Regions from separate parts of the Mus musculus genome. Here region 2 is linked to region 1. The links are chromatin loops, found by intact Hi-C in ENCODE. Cell type or tissue: left cerebral cortex. All regions are shown on one strand. Each heading gives the region's core, and the rest is flanking DNA. Links, peaks and the distances in the headings are about the cores only.

What was found. Peaks named below come from ENCODE experiments on the same cell type or tissue, not always from the same donor. Only the 100,000 strongest peaks of a DNase experiment are listed, where the experiment ranks them.
Region 2: it touches region 1 in a loop (3-fold over the local background); 2 of 42 quality-filtered maps call a loop at or near these places.

What each region holds. Positions count from the first base shown.
Region 1 is chr15:66,588,401-66,598,314 of GRCm38, forward strand. It overlaps Phf20l1 (PHD finger protein 20-like 1), which reads left to right. Exons shown (of 21, transcript NM_001081409.1): 3 at 6,407-6,578; 4 at 6,715-6,799; 5 at 8,959-9,047; 6 at 9,277-9,354. Among named protein-coding and RNA genes, the nearest start is that of Phf20l1, 16 kb to the left of the region's middle. In left cerebral cortex, for the core only: no CTCF peak of the experiment used is centred there; a DNase peak (open chromatin) is centred at 3,742.
Region 2 is chr15:66,470,182-66,480,095 of GRCm38, forward strand. The region is part of intron 3 of Lrrc6 (leucine rich repeat containing 6 (testis)); the gene reads right to left. Among named protein-coding and RNA genes, the nearest start is that of Gm31006, 26 kb to the right of the region's middle. In left cerebral cortex, for the core only: a CTCF peak has its summit at 5,883 (motif pointing left); DNase peaks (open chromatin) are centred at 5,560, 5,920 and 6,378; H3K4me3 peaks cover 910 bases; H3K27ac peaks cover 2,535 bases.

The DNA of each region.
Region 1 (9,914 bases), core at 662-8,661:
TAAATTTATAGAAATATCTATAATATAGAGTGATACTTATAAATGTATAATGTTATATAAGATTTGTGTTATATATTCTATATATTTAGTTATATGTTTATACACACACAAACTTACCTTTTATTTAAATACATAAGTAATACATATTATATATAATATGAGTACATATGGGAAAGGTATATTAGTCTAGAATAGGTAGAAACATAATAAAGTCTAAAAGTTCAATTCTGACTGGCTCTACTATTAGAAAAATTTGTTTCTCTGGCACTGATCTGCCCTGCTCTCCTCTCCCTTCCATATCCAGTGTCCAGGGTCTGCTTCCTAGAGTACTCATACTATTGAGCAGTGTGAGTGAAAGATGACAAGCTCTGAAGCCACAGCACCTGGGCTCAGGGCACACCCTTGAGCAACTTCTGAAAAACACCTTCCTGTGTATCTGCCTCCTTTTCCCCTGCCACGCCCTGCAGTGCTTCCCATACCTGATCAAGGGGCCAGGCTTCTCCTATCTCATACTCTGAGACCTGGTTCTTAACAGTTCTTTTGCCTCCTTATCCAAGACAGCTGCTGCTCTCTTAGTAAGTAAGCAAAAACAAGCAGAATTTCCCAGGGACAGTTAGTAGAGCACTGATAGGAGTAGTAGATTATCTTATCTTCCAGAAGGTATTTGTCCATGTGCCTCTCTTTAAAATCTAAGTCAATTTAGGAGTGCCTGTCTGAAGAAAAGTCATCTTCCTCTACACCAGAGATTAGTTTTCAACAAAGAAATTCCCCACCCTCTTGACTTAGTTGATAAGTTAAGACAATAATAAAGTGAGCAAATACAGTGATATATATTTGTATGTGTGTATACATGCATATATATATACACACACACACACACATAGTGAATATATATCTTATATAGCAAGTATAAGACAAAAATAAGATCCATGTGATCTAGGATAGGAATTCACCAGCAGTGATTTCTTTCTTAGACTGCTTGTGTTCCTGTGTTTTTCCAGCACTTGGGAGTCGATGCACTTGGGAACTGATATTGTTCAGGTGCAGCTAACTTTGACCAATGTCTTTAGCCAGTATCTGGTACTTACTGAATTACAGATTTAGTCTAGAATCTATGGGCACTGTTATTCTCTGAACAATTTTATACCAGTTGGAAACCTCAGTTATAAAATTACAGTATTTATTCAAGGCAGTGAAATTTCAAGAGTTTTGGGAAGATAAAATAATTTTTACTTTTACCAATGATGTTCCTGTGGTTGTAACTATAGCTTCAATTAAACTTGACTTTTTGAGGACTTAGACATGGAAAGGCTCAAGTACTAACCCTAAAGCCAATTAGTATTAGCAAAAAATGAGATAGCAAAAAATATTTTTCAGGTAGATCATTGATATACTTTTATATTTTCATTTATATTAGTCTAAATGCCTATAATTTATTTTAGAGTGAACATTTTTTTCTCCATTTATGGAAGTAGACTCTGTTTCCAGGCTTAAAAATAAAGGACTTAGGAAAAACAAGTTAACTCTGAGCAATACAAGCAGTTCATTCCTTTTCTAAGTCATTAAATCCCAGCAGACCAGAATCTCTGTACTTCATCCATTGTCTGCCTTTTGCTGTGGGATTATTTCAGGGAAGGTAGAGAGAGAATCTTTGTTACTTTTCAACAGCAGTTGATATGGGGCCAGAGAGCTTTCCATAGTATGTTGGCTTTGAGGAGTAATTTGCTTGGTGATCTGACATTCTCTTCCTTTCTTTCAGTTAAATCTTTTTATTTTTTTAGATTATCTTTCATCTGTTTTTACAGTCCAGTCATTATCCCTGTCCTGGTCTACCCTCGACAGTTCCTCATCCCATTCTTCCCCTCCCGCTCCTGTCTCCAAGAGGACGTCCCCACGCCTCCAACCCTCCGCAGCTCCCCACTTCATGGGGCCTCAAGTCTCTCAAGGGTTAGGTGTGTCTTCTCACTGAGGTGGGACCAGGCAGTCCTCTGCTGTATATATGTTGGGCGCCTCAGACTCACTCCTGCATGCTGACTAGTTGGTGACTCAGTCTCCGAGAAAGTTCGGGGGTCCAGGTTAGTTCTGTTGGTCTTCCAGTGGGGTTAACCTCCTCCTCAACTTCTTCCAGCCTTTTCCTAATTCACCTTCAGGGGTCCCCAGTTAAATCTTAAGATAGAACAGCTATGGAGATTCTCTGGCATCTTTCTGGCATCTTACCTGACACTATGGACTCTGAAATCCTAATCTCCCACTTAAATGTTTTCCTGAATCATTCATAAATGTCTGAGGCTGAGCCTAATCACTATTCTTTATTCTAACAGCTTTCTGTGATTCAGCCTCTAAAACAAAAACATTAACACCACATCTTCCAAATTTAGGGAGAAAAAAAAACTTATGTTCAATGCACAGTCAATTATAGTAAAGCATACGTAGCATATGAAAATAATACATTCTTTAAGATAGTCATTTGTGAATGTATTTGCTCAACAAATTTTTTTACACTGTATATGAAAACATATACCATTAGTTTGGGCCATCTGCTGGAACAGAGGAATTGTTTTGCTGTATAGAGCTATATGTGAATTGCCATATTGTAATGTGCATCATACATGCATTATGAAGATCTTATCATGCTTTTTCCTTCCCAAGGTGTAACCAGTGGCCCAATTAAATAGAAGTCCTGTGCTCTATAGAACAAAGGATCACTTCATTAGCTTGCTATTTCAAAGCTCTAAGTTTGAAACAAGCTAACATGCCCAGTTTAACGTCTCTCTGTTCTCCTTTATCTGCTGTGTAGTTTATCATGTTGTTAGGTCAAATGGAATATTACTTTTACCTTCAAGTGCCCTCAAGTCCTGGCAGGTCAATCTTGAGGACAGATTGCACATCTTGCTTTCCTTAATGACCTCACTCACTCTAGTTTCATCCAGATTCATAATATTTTTCAATAGTGTACCTTGTGTGTACATTGTAGCTGTACTCAGACTCTTAATCCTTGAAATATCCCACCAAGTTCCATGTGGACAGTGTCTCCAGGAACCTTCAATGAACTTCCCAGAATTACTTAAGCATGTGAAATGAGGTTTTCTATTCACTTAGAAATTTTTCTATGTGTGTTTTATTCATTCATACACACACACACACACACACACACACACACACACACACACACATATACTTTGCCCCACTTTTATGACATGCAGTGGAAACTTGTATCGGTCTCTGCTTCTGCTTTTGTGTGAAATATTTAGTCCTCATCTGTTAAAGCAGATTCTGTTATCCATAGCATGGACAGAGAACAAGATGCAGTGAATATAAGGAACAATCAATGTTTAGTTAGCAAAAAAAAAAAAAAGTCTGATACATAACAGTATTTCTCATCTACATCTCCTAACTGAGCTCAATGATGAAATGATAGAATTTAGAATTGTTTAAATCTACCAGCAGTGCCTGTCTGCTTTCTTTGTTCTCTCCTCTCTTTCCCTCCCCTTCCCTCTTCCTTTCTCCCCATTCATTTCCAAGTGCCATGGACCAAAACTGAGCCCTCATTCTTGCTAGGCAAACCCTCTGCCTCTAAGCTACCCCTTCAGTCCTACCTTTGACTTATTAGTTGTTCAAGTGCATATATGTTGGACATTCTTGATAATATTTCTGACACCTTTAACCATCAAATTTGACTAGTGAAACTTGTTAAAAATGAAATAGATTATCATCTTGTGCATTTGCATTTATTCTTGGCAGTAACCTAGGTATGCATATCATTCTCTAGGCATTTATGTAGAGACTCTAACATGCTGTAACTTACCCTGAAGAGGTTCCTCAAGATGTAATTTGTTCTGGCTGTTGCTTCAAGCATCCTTTCAGCCAACAGAATTTAAAATATTTTAGGAAAACCATAAGTTGCTTAAAAATAACAATCTAGATTTACATTATTTAAATTCATTCAGATTCTGATTTTTTTTATTTTACTGAATTGAATCATGTTATGAAAATAGATATATATTTGAATCTGTTACTGTGGACTCTTTTTACTTTAAAGAATGTTTTAAACATACAGAGTTCCATACATTTAGAATTTGAAAGAACCTAGAGAGCAAAGCCAAGAGCTTTGGATTTTTCTTAACATCTGAGTGATGTGATAGGTGAAATTAAAAGCTCTTACCTTTTGAAAGAGGTTTATCAGTTTTTGAACTTAATAGATATATTTCTTCATAGTGCTTCAGTGGCTAGTAATATTGAAAATATAGAGCAGCCTTGTTGAAAGTTTCTCTGTATGATATAATTTTCTATTTTAAAAATTAGAGCAACAAAATGTATCAAGGGGAAGACTACAGATAATGAACATTGTAGTTTTGATTTTATGTGGCTGAATAGGCATGTCTGCACAGAAGTCTGTTAATCTATGTTTTATTGGCTTGATGCTTTTCAGTAACAAAATGTTTCTTAACCCACTTCTCCCCTCAGACTAGGAAGTTAGATTAGAATGAGCCAACAGCCTTCATAGTTCTTAAGAAACATGAAGTCCGGCTGCCTTTAGCATTTACTTTCTTGCTGAATACTGCTCTAGTAGTTTCTGTGTGTTAGGGCTTTGCCAGGTGCTGAGGGCTATGATAAGGAACACAACTTAGGCACACCCAGAACTCATAGGCCTGAGCAGTATTCTAGCATCATGATCCTTAGCTATAAGTTGTCTCTAGACATGTTAAACATTTTGAGATAAAACAGGCTATATATTTCCTGTTTGATTAAGTCAAGTGCTTTATCTCCATTTGCTGAGAACAGCAAGAAGTCTTTAAGTAAGGGGCCTAATTTTGATCTAGTATTTCCCCAGCTTATTTGATGTTGGAAACCTTTTGAGACATATAAATGCCTCTGATGATCACTCATCAGCACTTAGTTTTGGAGTCTATCTAGAGAGAATTTAAACAATCAGAGTTCCATAAGGTCAATGGAAAAGGGAGTCCAGGAAGTCAGCTTAGATCATTACATGTTGGACAAAGCCTGAACAATGAGAATGAACAGGACAGGAAAGGCAGGTTAGGCAAGGCAAGAAGGACAGAAGCACGGATGGATTGAAAAACACGGATGTACGAGAAGAACTATGCAGTAGCTCAGTATCATACTACAAAATTAAGAAATCATCTCAGGAAAATTCAGTGTATTTAGATGTGTAAATGACTTTGAACAACATGACTGATCTATAAAAGAGATGGTAACATCAAAGTTGCATAATAGCTTTATGCTTAAAACTTTTAAAAATTCAACACAAAGCTTTGAATTTATTTTTAAAATAGAAAAATATGAGATAAGCAATTACAGCTGAATTATCTCCCATATGTGGCTATTGAGTTCATATGTTACTCATAAACAGTTCTGTCATCTGCAAACATGTTAATGCGGGAATAATGGAATAGTACACTCCTTATTAAATGTTTAAGTGAATTAATTTTTACTTTGAAATTATTCAAAGGATAACTAATCTACTTGTGAAGAAAAAGCAATCAAATATTTTAAAATTCACAATTTGGGGCTTTTCTTTCCTAGCATATGCTTACCATGGAAAAATAAAATGTTCTTAACACCATATAGAAAGGGATTTATAGTCTGGGGAAATCGATTGGTTGAAATGATAAAGTCTTGAGTTCTACTCCTAAAACCTGTGAAGCAAAAACTGGAGGTGGTATCTAGTGCTGTAGAGGTGGCTATAGGCACATGTTCAGTACTGACTGTCTAGCCAGCCTACCTTATCTGGCAAGCTCTACATGAATGGTATTTGAGGAATGAGAGCTGAGATTGTCTTCTTTCCTCAGTGTTAATGGATACACACAGGCATGCACATACAGAAATGAACATATACACAAAAGGGAATATGTTGAAGCATTTTAAAGCATAATTACATATACATATATATTTCTAAATTTTCATTTAACTTTTTACTTTGTATAGTATAAACATGGTATTTGAAGATTAATCTTCTATTCTGTTAGATATACCATTATTCATATAACTATAGAAAGTCTTCAGCTTTTCCAATCATATTTTTACAGAGTATCTATTTTACTGCAAATTATTTGTTGTGTATATATTTTCAGAATTGGGAGGATTAATAAGTAAGAAAGTAGGGATATCTTTACCATTTGACACATGCAGTGCATTAGTTTCTTAAACAGTATAGTGCTTTATATTTTGTATTCAGAATATATTAGAGAATTTATTTTCTCAAGTTCTGAGAAAAATCGCTTAAAATGACAATAGTAATGTGTATTTTATGTGTTCAGTAGTTTATGAGTATACTAACTTTTCTCAGTTTTAATGGTAAGTTGTACCCATTAAAATCTTTCTGCTTAATTTATATTTGACAACAGAAGGATTTTTTTTGATATGAAGCTTTTTAATTTTTTTTGAGGTATCCATCCCGAATTGAAAAAATTGATTATGAAGAAGGGAAGATGCTAGTCCATTTTGAGCGCTGGAGTCATCGATATGATGAGTGGATTTACTGGGACAGCAACAGGTTGCGACCCCTTGAGAGACCTGCACTAAGGAAAGAAGGGCTAAAGGATGAGGAAGAGCTCTTTGTAAGTAGGAATCTTTTCCCAGTTGTTCCTTTCATAAATAATGACATTTTAAAAGGATCCTGTCAAATTTAACAGCTTTTTTTGTTAATGAAATATTTATTATATTTGAAATTGATCTTAAAAGTTGTTTGAATAGGATTTTAAAGCTGGAGAAGAAGTACTGGCTCGTTGGACAGACTGTCGCTATTACCCTGCCAAGATTGAAGCAATTAACAAAGAAGGTATGCATTTGACATGACCTGAGACATAAATAGGACTGAGATTTAAATTTCCATTAAGGTATATAATTGTCTCATATAACTTTTTTCTTGTTTTATACTGTTCTGTGTGGATTTTCTGTTAGTACTCTCTATGGGAATATTTGTTAAATATTTCAGAGTGACATGACTCATGACTTCCCAGCCTGAATCAAAATACGAGGTGTGTTAGTAAGATTTCCCATGAACCTAAGAAATCTTTCAGACAGAATATTAATCTTCAAATACCATATTTATATAATAAACTTGACCACAACTTAACTGCCATTTTTAAAGAAACAAACGCTGCACACACTTAGTGACAGGTTCTTTGAAAGGGCATGTGATCTACTCAGGAGACACTTCAGTAAAGTTGTGAAAGACACATAAGCTAGTGGAAGAAGAGCCAGAAGGGCTTTGTTTGCAATGAAATAGTAGGGACATGGTTGGACAGAAGCAACAATCAGGACCTGAAAAACTTTAGAACCTTGCTAAAGGATTTGAATTTTGTTTGGAGGTGATGAAAGCAATGGAGAAAGTTTAAACTTTAGGTTCAAATTAAAAATAAGCTTGAAAGAAATAGAAGGTAAGATAGAAGGAACAAACATTTAAGAAGGATGTGTAAGGAATTCAATATGAAAAATAAATTACAGTAGTCTAACTGAGAACTATTCTATAAGGATTTCAGTCCCATATATGGTTGCAGTGATTTGGAGCTGCAGATGAGACTGTAGTGCCATTTCTAGTGTTTAGCCACTCACTGCAGGAAGAGGTGGGAGACCGCACTATACTGGGCATGCAGGTTGTTTCCCCCCTTTTCCTTTGGGTGCTTACACTTCTTTGAAGTGTAGTTCATGTCTTATTTGCTTAAGTCTTATACCCGTATAGAGCCTAACACAGAGTAAGTTAGTCAAGAGTGATGTGGGCAGAAAGAACTAACGATTATGTACTCTTGGGGGTTAAGATCCATCCCAAACCTAACACAGTAAAAGCACTCAGTGCTGTAGCTAAGCTCAGCTGAGTTGAGTATGGAACACGTTAGGACTTGCAATAATCCCTAAGCATGTGCTTATGTAGTTGTGTACACACACACATATGCACTGTACTCAAACCGCTGTCACTGTTTATCCTATTCTGTTTATCCACGGGTTTTAAAACAAAATTAAGTTTATATTAGTAGAAATGGGATGCTACTGAACTGTGGTTACTGCCATTTCTAGAGTAGTTCTAGGGAGTCTTTAGGAAATATTGATAGATTTTTTTTAACTCTCCTCGAGAAGTATTAATTTTGGTTTCTAAATGTCCCACATGGTAGGTAAGCCTGCCTCTTTCTTCAGGGGGAAAAAATGGGAATTGGGGAAACCCTCAGTTTATTGTAAAAGCAAAATGGAACTAACTAATGTGGACATTTAGATATTTGTGATACAGCTTATTCAGGTGACGATAAAGCAGTACAAATCTATGTACAAATCTACTTTCTAAAAATAAATATTTAGAAAGCAGGTTAACAGGATGACCTTTTACAAAATAATAGGTTCCCTCTTGAAGCTATGATTTCCCTAGGCATGAATGTTGACCATGATAACCGTATCAGGCCTGAGCCTGTGGAAGGGCCTCAAGTCTAATCAAGAGATCAACATGGGAGCATGTTGTCTTGCCACTATTGCACTTTAGTACACATTTGTACACTTTAGTACAAATGTAAATCTCACTGAGAAAATGATCTTTATCACATATCAGATCTTTCTCTCTGTTACCTACATTAAAAGTAACTTTTCAAGAGAGCCAATGATTGTTCCAGTAGAAATACTGTTTCTGTAAATAATGGCTTTATTTTTCTGAGATAATTCTAATATTTATGTCTTTTCACAATAAATTTCAAAATTCTTCAGTAAAAATCAAAGTTACATACAGCTAAGTTATCAGGACTTAATTTGTGTATACTTTAAGGAAAAAACTAGTTTAAAAGAGTTTAAACATGGAAAGAGAAAGTATCTTTAATAACTCAGGGGAATACATTCAGGAGACTGTGCCTGTGTTAGTGCAATCGCAAGGCATCATTTTACATTATACCACTATTGTTAGATTCCAAATGCTGCTATAATGTTGCATGATACTTTCTAATCTGATTGCTCCTATTTCAGGAACATTCACAGTTCAGTTTTATGATGGCGTAATCCGTTGTTTAAAAAGAATGCACATTAAAGCCATGCCTGAGGATGCTAAGGGGCAGGTAAGAGTATTCAGTATTCCTGGCTACTGAAGGGATGTCTTCCTGAATGGTATTTGATCAACATACATATTGATGCATTTTTAAATGAACTAATTGTAGGGTTATGTGCTGAGAGCCCCAAATAGCAGCAAGAAAGAGAAGCATAGTATGTAAAATAAATTATACACTTGATTTTTGCTTCTTTGGTTTTAGACCTGCTAAAGTTATAGGTCACTAGTTTCTGTTCCAGGTGAAATCCCAGCATCCACTAAGCTGGTGTTGTCCTATCGACCCAGCTGGATCGTGTAACCAGTCTATGGGAAGTGAGGTAAGTGCCTTTTTGCTTTTAAATTTTTTTGTTTGTTTTATCTGGTATAAAGTCTTATTTAGAAAGCTAATTTTTAGTATGAAATTTTACGTAAGTTTCTTATCTTCTTCTTTCCTTCTACAAATCATAGTTATTCACCTTCCTTAAAAGGCGCTTACCTGACACTCTGTAGGCTGTTTCAGATAGGGCTCTCTGAGTAGCATAATAAAAGCAGGGCCTTCTATGCTTTGCTACTGTCAAAGCAGGAATAAACGGTGAGCATTTTAAGGAGAGTCTGGGTTGGAGCCATGTTCCATTTGCTGAATATAGTTCCTCAAACATTGGAAAGAAAGGTGCCATTAGAAACGAAAAGTATTTTCTTTTATGTTCTGCTGTTATTTGGGATTTTCAGCACCTGGACCTACAATTAATTTATGAACTTGAAAGTAATCATTGAAAATGTCTAATGTGAAAATATATTCCCTACTTGTTTTATAACATGTAGCTAAAATTTTTATCCTAAAGTATGTTAAAAATCACATGGTAACTTTCTGGTAGGCATGAGCATTTATGGTCTGCAA
Region 2 (9,914 bases), core at 978-8,977, 120 kb before region 1:
CATGGCAGCCCCTGTAGGCTTAGTTCAGTAAAGGCTGTCTTTCCTTGTGATTTAATTATGCTTGTGTGAATGACACGGCCCAACTCGACAGCCTTCAGTTTCTGAAAATTAAATCCATGCCGCCAGTGCATCCCGGCCCTATGTAAACTTAGTTGGCCAAACTTCTACAGTCCCTCCACACCCCATGCCTTTGATTACACTATTTCTCTGTTGTTTTCTGGTGGCCACATCAGCAAAATGACCTTGACTCAGATAGGTTCATAGCTCTGCAACCTTGTTCCATTTGGTGAGTGTTATCCTATTTCTCAAAAGTACATAGTGGAACTTAATTACTACATGATGGTTTTCCTTCCTCCATCACCTTTCCTTGGTCTCAAGTCTTGACTCCACCTTGTCCTGGGCAGGAGGTCTTTTAAATGGGCAGCTTATCAGTGGCTACGTCACTGATAAGAATGACATCCCTCCTCCCAAATTTTCTCCTAGATCTCTGTCTATGAAACCTACTATGAGCAGTGTAACTTTGGTTCTTACTAACTTTTACATCAAATATGAAAGTAATCTTCTAAACCCATTCAAAACAAGAACGTGTGGAAGGGAGAAAGAAGGAAAAGTAGATCAATGACAGAGAGAGCTCAACACCTTAATGTGCCACAAAGCAGGGAAGTATTCAGAAACTGAGAAAAGCACATGCTGACTAGTTGGTCTGTTTGTAAGAGCTGCTCTGGCCACGCCTGGAACAATGTGAACATCAAACTAAAAAGCAGACATAAGAAATAATGAGCAGATATGTGCAGAAGGTGAGGTTCTTGATTAAAGTTGAATATCATCCAACGAATGTGCAATAAATGGAACTGCAGGATCATTACTGACTATATTAAAAACTACTTAAATGTATGATAAGGGACAGGATGTTCACATGATTTCTTAATATAGTCCCATCAGTTGCTTATTAACTCAAATATAAAATTCGGGGAAATATAAAGTAGAATGACAAATTAGATACTGACTGTCCTTTGCTTCTTTTTGTGACGTTTAGATATTCTCTGATGTTTAAATTCTCTGTATGACTTTTGTCCTTTCTGATATTTTCTTGTAATGTGATTCAATACTTATAACTTATCTTCTTCTGTTATTATCTGAGCTCCCTGGACAGTGGGAAATTGTGTTTAAAACTGATTTGCTTATTACATACATGAAAGTCTTTAGCATAATGCAGAAGGATGCAAAAGGTTAAGACATGTTTGTGGAAGAAGGCAATGGCAGAAGAAAGAGAGGGAAGGGGTAAAGACACTGATGGACGTGGGGAAGGGGTAGTCATGATGGAGCAGGTTGGACACCAGAGAGATTTGTTAGTTGGCCAGATGAAAACTAAGGAAAACACAGCTTTCGAGATAATGGGTCAGCCAAGGAAAGGGAAGAACACTGACAAGGCTAAGTATAGATCAAAGTCTTTCAGAGCCACACAACTGTTACTAACTGTTAGATTGATGCCAAATTATATCCATGGTATAAAATATATTGGCACGAACATGAAACTAGCTTCATGCTTAGTGTGTGAAAGTGGGTAATTATGGATGTGGAGACATGAAGATCTGAATCCACATCCCCAGAACACACGTGAAGTCTGGGCACTACAGTACTCAATTATGATCCCATTACTGGAGATAGGGTAAAAATGGGTAGATCCTGGGGTCTCACTAGGCACCCAGTTCAATGTAAGACCTCATTTCAAATAGAGATATAGAGATAGAGATAAATGAGAAGAGAAGAGAAGAGAAGAGAAGAGAAGAGAAGAGAAGAGAAGAGAAGAGAAGAGAGGAGGGGAGGGGAGGGGAGGGGAGGGGAGGGGAGGGGAGGGGAGGGGAGGGGAGGGGAGGGGAGGGGAGGGGAGGGGAGGGGAAAAGAAGGAAAACACTGGATGCTTATGTTTTACCTCCACACAGGCACACATAGATGAACACTTGCACACATATACATGTGTATGCATGCACACACACACACACACACACACACACACACACAACTATGTAAAACTGGCTAACTAAACACAGTTTTATCTTTTCATCCCACTATTACCAAAGCATTAAGAATGAGGGTTATGGAAGCTATATCAGGACATGGGGACCTGATGTTCAAGGTGAAGAAACTAAGATTAAACCCTAAGATTTAAGATTTCGTGTGCTGTGGCAATGTTGGAAAAACAAGCAAGGTGAAGCGATAACAGAAGTGGTCTTAGAGAGTCGTTATTTCAAAAATTGCCAATATGACAATATCTGATATTTAATATATACAAATAGAAGAAAAATTTATGAAAATGACAGAAAACTAAGACACAGTTTCTGTGTTTTTCTCTGATCTCCTACTACAAGAGAAAATAGTCAACGTGTGCTAAATGCATCTGTTGAAATGCCACAGCAAAACTATTTTTACAACTACTGTATTTTAATGAAAACATTAAAGGACTGCGGAAACAGTGGGAGGGACCTGTGTTTCGAATCCCCAGGACCCATATACAAAGCTAGGCATCACCATGAATGCATGCCTGCAACCACAGTACTGGGGAGTGGAGACAAGAGGATTGTTTGGTCTTACTGGCCAGTTGGTCTAGTTAAAAAAAAAAAAAAAGAGTAAGCTCTAAATTCAATAAAAATGCCTTTCTCAATAAAGATCAACAGAGGAGAGCATTTGATGGTGTCCTTTGACCTCCAGTTACCCACATACATATATGAGTACACACATGAATATAACATATAACTGTGAAAAGATAGCAAAATTCTTTTACAGGCATAAAATGTGCTTATAACCTATATGGTAGTGCCTTATCTAATCCCAACACTGTGCCTATAAGAAAAAAAGATTATGATAACTGCTATTTAAGGTCAGATTGCTAATGGTGACACTTGGCTCTGTGATGTTGCTTTCATCACGGAAGCTGGCATCTAGTTCTGTTCCCTCTCCCTGTACCTGGTCTGATCTGAGAGACTTCCTAACTTATAGACTGCATCCATAATGAAGTAATCCTGACTGTCTCTGAGTATGGGATGCTCAGTAATGCATACACTGTACACATGAATGAAGTATGACATGGTACTTCTTAAGTATGTACAATTTTTATGTTCAAGTTGGAATGCAGAAAACATACACTAAGGCCTGCTCTGAGAACACTGGGATTCTCAGAGGCCAAATGAAAACTCTGGCTACAAGAATTCACTGACCTATCAGAGTTTTAGCTGATATAGAAGCAAGACAGGAACCATCAGCCATGTGCCCTGAAATTCTGACTTACAAAACCGTGGGACGGGATTGTCTATTGAGACATAGCTTCCTTTAGTTTGTTTCTTTGCCACATGAAGGAATTGGAACTCTAAAGTATATGAAGCAAGAGAGTACCAGTGTTCTCATAGCTTTTGAGTGGCTGAGTTGAGGCTTGAACTTAGATCTGCTTTCCTGAAAAGCATTTCTGAGCTGGCATATGAGAATCTCTGCCTGTGTTACTGCTTTACAAATTTCATTTTTATCCTCATCATCTTCATCACGATTGTCATCATTATCATCGTGACCATCATCTTCATCACCACCACAGCTGCCACCATCATCATCATCATGTTAAAGTTCTTAAGATAAAGCTCTTATGCAACACATATTTGGCTACCTAAATAACAGCATTTGTCACCACCAAGCCAGGAGTGGCCTAGGCTGGACTGAACTTGAATGCACAATGGTGGAAAGGGACAGTCTTTTTTAGGACAATAAATTTGGTTTGTTTTATCTTTAGGTTTAAACATGAATGTTCCATAATCTTGGTTTAGCAGTATATTTGTTTCTACATATTACATGTGTGTGTATTAAATCATATATTTTCAAGATTAAAGTCACCCATGGAAGGGTATGATTAAAATTGGATCAAAGAATAACTGAGCTGTCATGTAAAATTAACCTAGACTCTACTTAATAAACTAACATGAGTTTAAGGCTAAAAGTCCCAGCTCCAACAGCACCAAAAGTTTCTGATCAGCCCCTGGTCCCCAAACAATAGAGATGGATAATGGTGATGGGCACAGAGAGAGGGTTTCATCAATGGGGCTGTGTTGTAAGGGGCAAATGGAAAGAACCAGCAACTCCAAGTCTAACCTTAGGGTACTGCCAGAGCTTTAAATTTTAACAAGAAAATGGGATAAAGGGCAAGCGGAGAGTATAAGTAAATAGTCACGGTCAACATGAGCACTCGCTGGTCATGTTATGAGTTCTGATCTTCGAGGTGGTCTCAAGAAGTCCTGCTCGCCCAGGAGGACAAGCTCTTCGGCTGTCCTGGCCACTCAGACTCAACGCTATCATCCTAAGGACAAGGGTTCCTAGTCTATGGGACATAGCACATCTGGCTTCTGAATGCACGGGATGTGATGCTTGCCCACCAGGACAACTGTAAACGGAGCTCCCCAGGGAATGGATGCACTTGTATTGATTGCTGCTGCTTGACTGATTAGCACCTCGTGACTGTGGAGAGCTGGGATACTGTAGACACTAAGCCAGATTGCCTTCAGCTATCCTTAGTCCCTTCAGGGCCATTTAGCACTCACCTTCTGTGTCTGATCCAGTGTCCTTCCAACTACCAGGCAAAAACCTTCAGAATGTATGAAATTAGCAGATCATGAGCTTCCAGCAACTCGGATGCCAGACAGCATCAGAACCTGCAATGTGGTTCTCTCTGCTTTGCTGTAACCCACTGACCTAATTTCCCCATAACATATCTGGTACATGACTTTATGTAGTGACATGGGAGCTCATGGACACTTTCACTATAGACACATGATCTGGGGGACACATTCTAGGTTATTTATAGGCCCTGGCCCTCCTACTTGGCTCAGAATAAATAATCTCTTGCTACCTGCGAGGTGAGAACCATGCATTGTGCTGACACTAATATTACATTTACCTTGGGAAGCTCTGCAAAACATTTAATGCTATTTTTCTTTCATGTAAGAAAAGCCTGATTCACAAGATGCCAGCAAGATGAAAATGTCATGGTTTGGGGTTTTGCTATGGTTTTAAAAATGAAAATCTCAGGACTCTCTATGTGTTCATAATGGTTAAAACAAAAACAAGTTTTTACTTTGCTTAGATGTGGTCTAAATGTAAAAAATATTACACCGCGTTTTTCATGTCACAGATGAGCATGTCCCAAGGTGGCCAACCGTGACCAACCCTTCTCTGCCAAGGCAATCATTCTCTCCTCCACCCTTTGCTTTCTATCCTAAAAAAGACCATCAGTAGTAGACTGACCCATCTACTGGTCACAAACACTTAGTGCCCTTCCCTCCCCTCCAGGTTAGGGCAAGATTGTTCTAGGAGACGATCAGCAGGTACCTCATTCTACCCTGGTGAATCCTAAACGGAGAACAGAGAAGAGGGGGAAGAAAGAGAGAGACAGGTTTCTTTGTTTTGCTTTCCCCATCCTCCCCCTCCTCCTCTTTCTCCTCCTCCTCTTCTTCTTTGCCATCTAGGAAAAGAAGGGGGACGCCATTCCCTTTTTTAAGAAAAGTCTGAGATTTACTGTAGCAGATGGACTGAGTCATCCATCCATCTTCTTCTCTCACATCTAGCCCTTCAAATCAAACCAAAAGTACATGCATGCCAGCAAAAAAAGGGAAAAAAGAAAAAAAAAAGTAAAAAGAAAGAAAGAAAAAAGAGTCCCTTTTCTCTTTATGTTTCCCCTACACACTTCTAATCTTGATATGCATGTCCCCAAACTAGCCTGTACCCAGTTCCCCTTAGGGCTGGGAGGCACAGTACAGAAGGGAGCACCTGCCCAGACAAAGGTTAGAGGCACACAGCTGTGACTGTAGTTTGCAAAGTTCAAACCACAATAGCAACGATGTTGCCCTCTAGTGGTAAATTATCAGAACGTTTGTTAAAAGGGAAGTCCCCGACCAGCAAGAGCTTCTCAACAAAAACAAGCCCTGGATAGCCCAAAACAGGAAGGGGTGTCATTAACTTTCTGACAATTACATTAAAATGTATTACCATGAACTTAGTGCTGAGTGAATGCTGCCATTCCTTTTGGCCACAAGCTAACAGTGACAGAGCTGCCGTGTACACCAGTAGTGACTGACTACTCTTCTAAAACAGGAAGATAGTGATAGAGCTCTGAATCTCAGTGCTGATCCTGATTTGGGGCTTTGACGCTGGCAATTTCCAGGTTTTGAGGATAGAGATTCAAAAGGAACAATGTGTATTTATGACTGTGGGCTGTCACTGAGATTACTCTTTCTGCATGGGGAGGCAAAGAGACTAAAACCCCTGTCCCAAGTGAACCCCTCCCTGTTTTAGCTATTGACAGATGGGAGTTGGGTGGCAGAGCAGCTTGCCTGCCTCGGCTCCCCGCCCCTCACTCTGCAGCAAGGCTGACAGTCAACGCGCTCCACCCACTCACAGGGCACACAGCCCTGCCACACACAGGAGAGGTTGGCCAGGGAAACCACCTCACAGCTGTGAGCCCACACCAGCCACTGGACACACAAGACTCTCTGTGTTTACTGTGTGACACCAAACTAACCACCTCAATAAAATAGCCCCGAAGAGAGAGTGGCGATCAAGGAAAGGCATCCAGGGAATGGGAAAGATTAAAATCAGAGTTCTAACTGCATCAAAAAAAATATCATCCATGATATCATCCATCCAACAACAATCGCACCACAGAAAAGCAGCGATCGGTGCAGGAGGGAGTGAGAAGGTAGAAATTGTGGCCAAATCAGAGTTAATTGAAAATGAAATGAATTCTAGAATGAGAAAGAATTAACATAATTATTCTGGGATTTAAATCTGGTGCGATGTCTCAGACTGCAGAATAAAAAGACAGACTAGTTTAAATAGACATGCAGCTTAGGAGGCATGGAAGTTCCAATGAATATAACCACATCCAATTAATAGAGATGGGGTTATGAGAAAGAGGAATGATTTTAAAAAGACAATAAAGGAAGAAATGATATCTGAAAATAAGATAGGAGAAAAAAAGAAAAAAGGAAGTAGGGAGTAAGGAAAAATGTCAAGAATTCTTTATCTGGGAAACTTCAAAATATTTTTTTTTAACAAGTAAACAAAAACTGATGTTTTTGCCAACAGAAGATCTACCATACAGAAATACATTAAATGGCATCTTTGAGGTTGAAATGAAGACATGAAATGAAGATATGAAGATATTAGAATCAATGTATCAGCTGTTGTGGGTAGGGCTTTTGCAGTCACAGTGGTAAACTCCAGGGCTATAAGCCACTGGGTGGCTATTCAAGTGTCATTCAAGATACTCTGTCCTAACACACAGCCTGTTACCATACAGGGTTGGCAGTTGAGAAGCGTGGACAGGGCATACCAGGCAGTGTGGACCAGCAGTGCAGAGCACCAGAGTTGACCAGCAGTGTAGACTAGCAGTGCAGAGCAGCAGTGTGGACAAGCAGTGTGGGCCAGCAGTGTGGACCACCAGTATAGACCAGCAGTGTGGACCAGCAGTGCAGAGCAGCAGTGTGGACCAGCTGTGTAAACCAGCAGTGCGGACCAGTAGTGCAGAGCAGCAATGCAGACCAGCAGTGCAGACCAGCAGTGTGGACCAGCAGTGCAGAGCAGCAGTGTAGACTAGCAGTAGTGTTATGAAAAGTGACAAGAGCCACACCAAAGAATCCCTACACACACCTACCAAAGAATCAAGGACCCAAGTGCCCATGTTTAGGGCCTGTGAGGTCAAAGTCAGTGACATCCTGAAGAGACGGATGTTCAGAGGTAGAACATGTATCTGCAGTGATGTATCTTCGGCCCAGAAGGAGATAATGCAACAAAAAGTTAAAGTCATGAAAACACATGTGTTCATGATAGTTCTGATCCTTCCAAACCTGTTATTTAGCATCTTCAAATTCAAATATTACAAAAAGGATCCACAATAGAAGCAACTATGTGAGTAAATGCAAAAGTCATATAAACTCACTTTTTTTGTACTTTTCTCTCTGAGCTTATTTTTAAATGACTATAAAAATCAGTCATCATAAATCTGTACTGAGGGGTAAGTAATATATATATAAAGATATGGTTTGTGGTAACTACAGCAAAAGGGAAAGACAGCAGCATGAATACAATAGCAAGGTCTTGTCTACTGTTGAAATTAACTTAGCATTAACTGGATCTAGACTGTCCTAAAATAAGATACGAATTTTAATTCCTGTGATGCAACAAAGAGGGGAGGGGAAAGGGTGAATAGGGTCAGGTATGGGGAGGGCAGGAGAGAAGCCCAGAGGGCCAGAAGAATGAATGAAAATAAGCAGCCTCAGGGGATGGGATGTGGGAGGACCTTCTGGAAAGCACTAGAGACTAGAGAGGAGAGAGAAACAATCAGAGCTCTATGGAGGTCACTTAGCCAAAATGCCAACATTAGAGAGAAGGAACTCAAAGACTCCACCTCCAGTAGATAGACAAGTCTTCAAGTAGAGGGACTGGGTTACCAACTTATAGTCAAAATTTCTGACCTAGAATTTTTTTCCTGTCTAAAGTGGAAAATAGACTGAAGGATCCCAATTTGGGATCCATCTTAAGGGAGTGGACACTAAAGCCTGACACTACTACTGATGTTATGATGTTCATAGAGACAGGAGCCTGGCATGGCTGCTCCTCTACTGTCAGGAGCCATAATAGGACAAGCATATTACTAGCAGGAATCTTTCCTAAAACTAGCAGCTGACTGAGACAGATGCAGATACTTAGACCCAACCACTGAACTGAAGTCAGAACCCCTATGGTTGAATTAGGGGAAGGATTGAAGAAGCTGAAGGGTAGGGCAACCCCATAGAAAGACCATCAGTCTCAACTAACCCAGACCTCAGGGAACTCCCAGAGACTGAGCCACCAACCAGGAGCATGCATGGGCCAGACTGAGGCCCCTAGTACATATATAGCAGAGGTCTTCCTGGTCTGGCCTCAATGGAGATATGTGCTTAATCTTCAAGAGACTTGAGGCCCCAGGGAAGAGGGGAGGCCTAGTGGTGAGGGGAGCATTCTCTTGGAGGTGGGAGGGGGGAGAAATGGGATGAGGAACTGTGAAAAGGGGGACCAAAAGGGGTGGGTAATGACTGAAATGTAAATAAATAATGTAATTAAAAATAAAAAAGATGATTAAAAAATATATAGTGGGTGTTAGAAATCCAAACGTGGGTCCTTCTGTTTGAGGGCAAATACTTTACCCATTGAGCCATCAGCAAAAGAATTCTTGATAGCTAAAAAGGTGAAGCATCCATTCTGCGTGCCTATCAACCAACAAACACAAGATGTGGTGTCTCTATGGTGTGCAATATTATTTACCCATGAAAGGAAAGGACGTACTGAGACATCCTGCAGCGTGGAGGAGTCATTGTGCCTTAAAGGAGGAAGTCAGACACAAGAGACCACACTCGCTGCTGCTCCATTTGGATTGTGTTCAGAAATATGGGGAAACAAGGTGATCTCGAGCTGTCATTTGTGGGTAAGGAGGGGCACGAGTACAGTAAGTACCGAACAATATGGCATTTCTTTTTTTTTTTAACGATGAAAATGTTCTAGAACATACAAGTCTACCAAAACTGCTGGACTGTGCATTCACAGTGGTGAATTTTATGGTATGTAATTTATATTTCAGTTTTAAAGAGTGTTTCAACCATGATACATTTTTAGAAATTTTTGAGTGTCTTTTGATACAGTTTACATGGTAAATTTGAAATGGATTGGAGAAGATATGTGTGAAAAATTAAGATGTTGAAAGTAGAACGTAATACAAAATAAACCATATTTAGGAACTACAAGAGAAGAGATTGATGAAGTTTAGTGTATTAGAGAATAAAACATCTGCATACTAGTATCATAACTGAAATACACAGAAGAGTGGTGTATCAATGGAAAATATC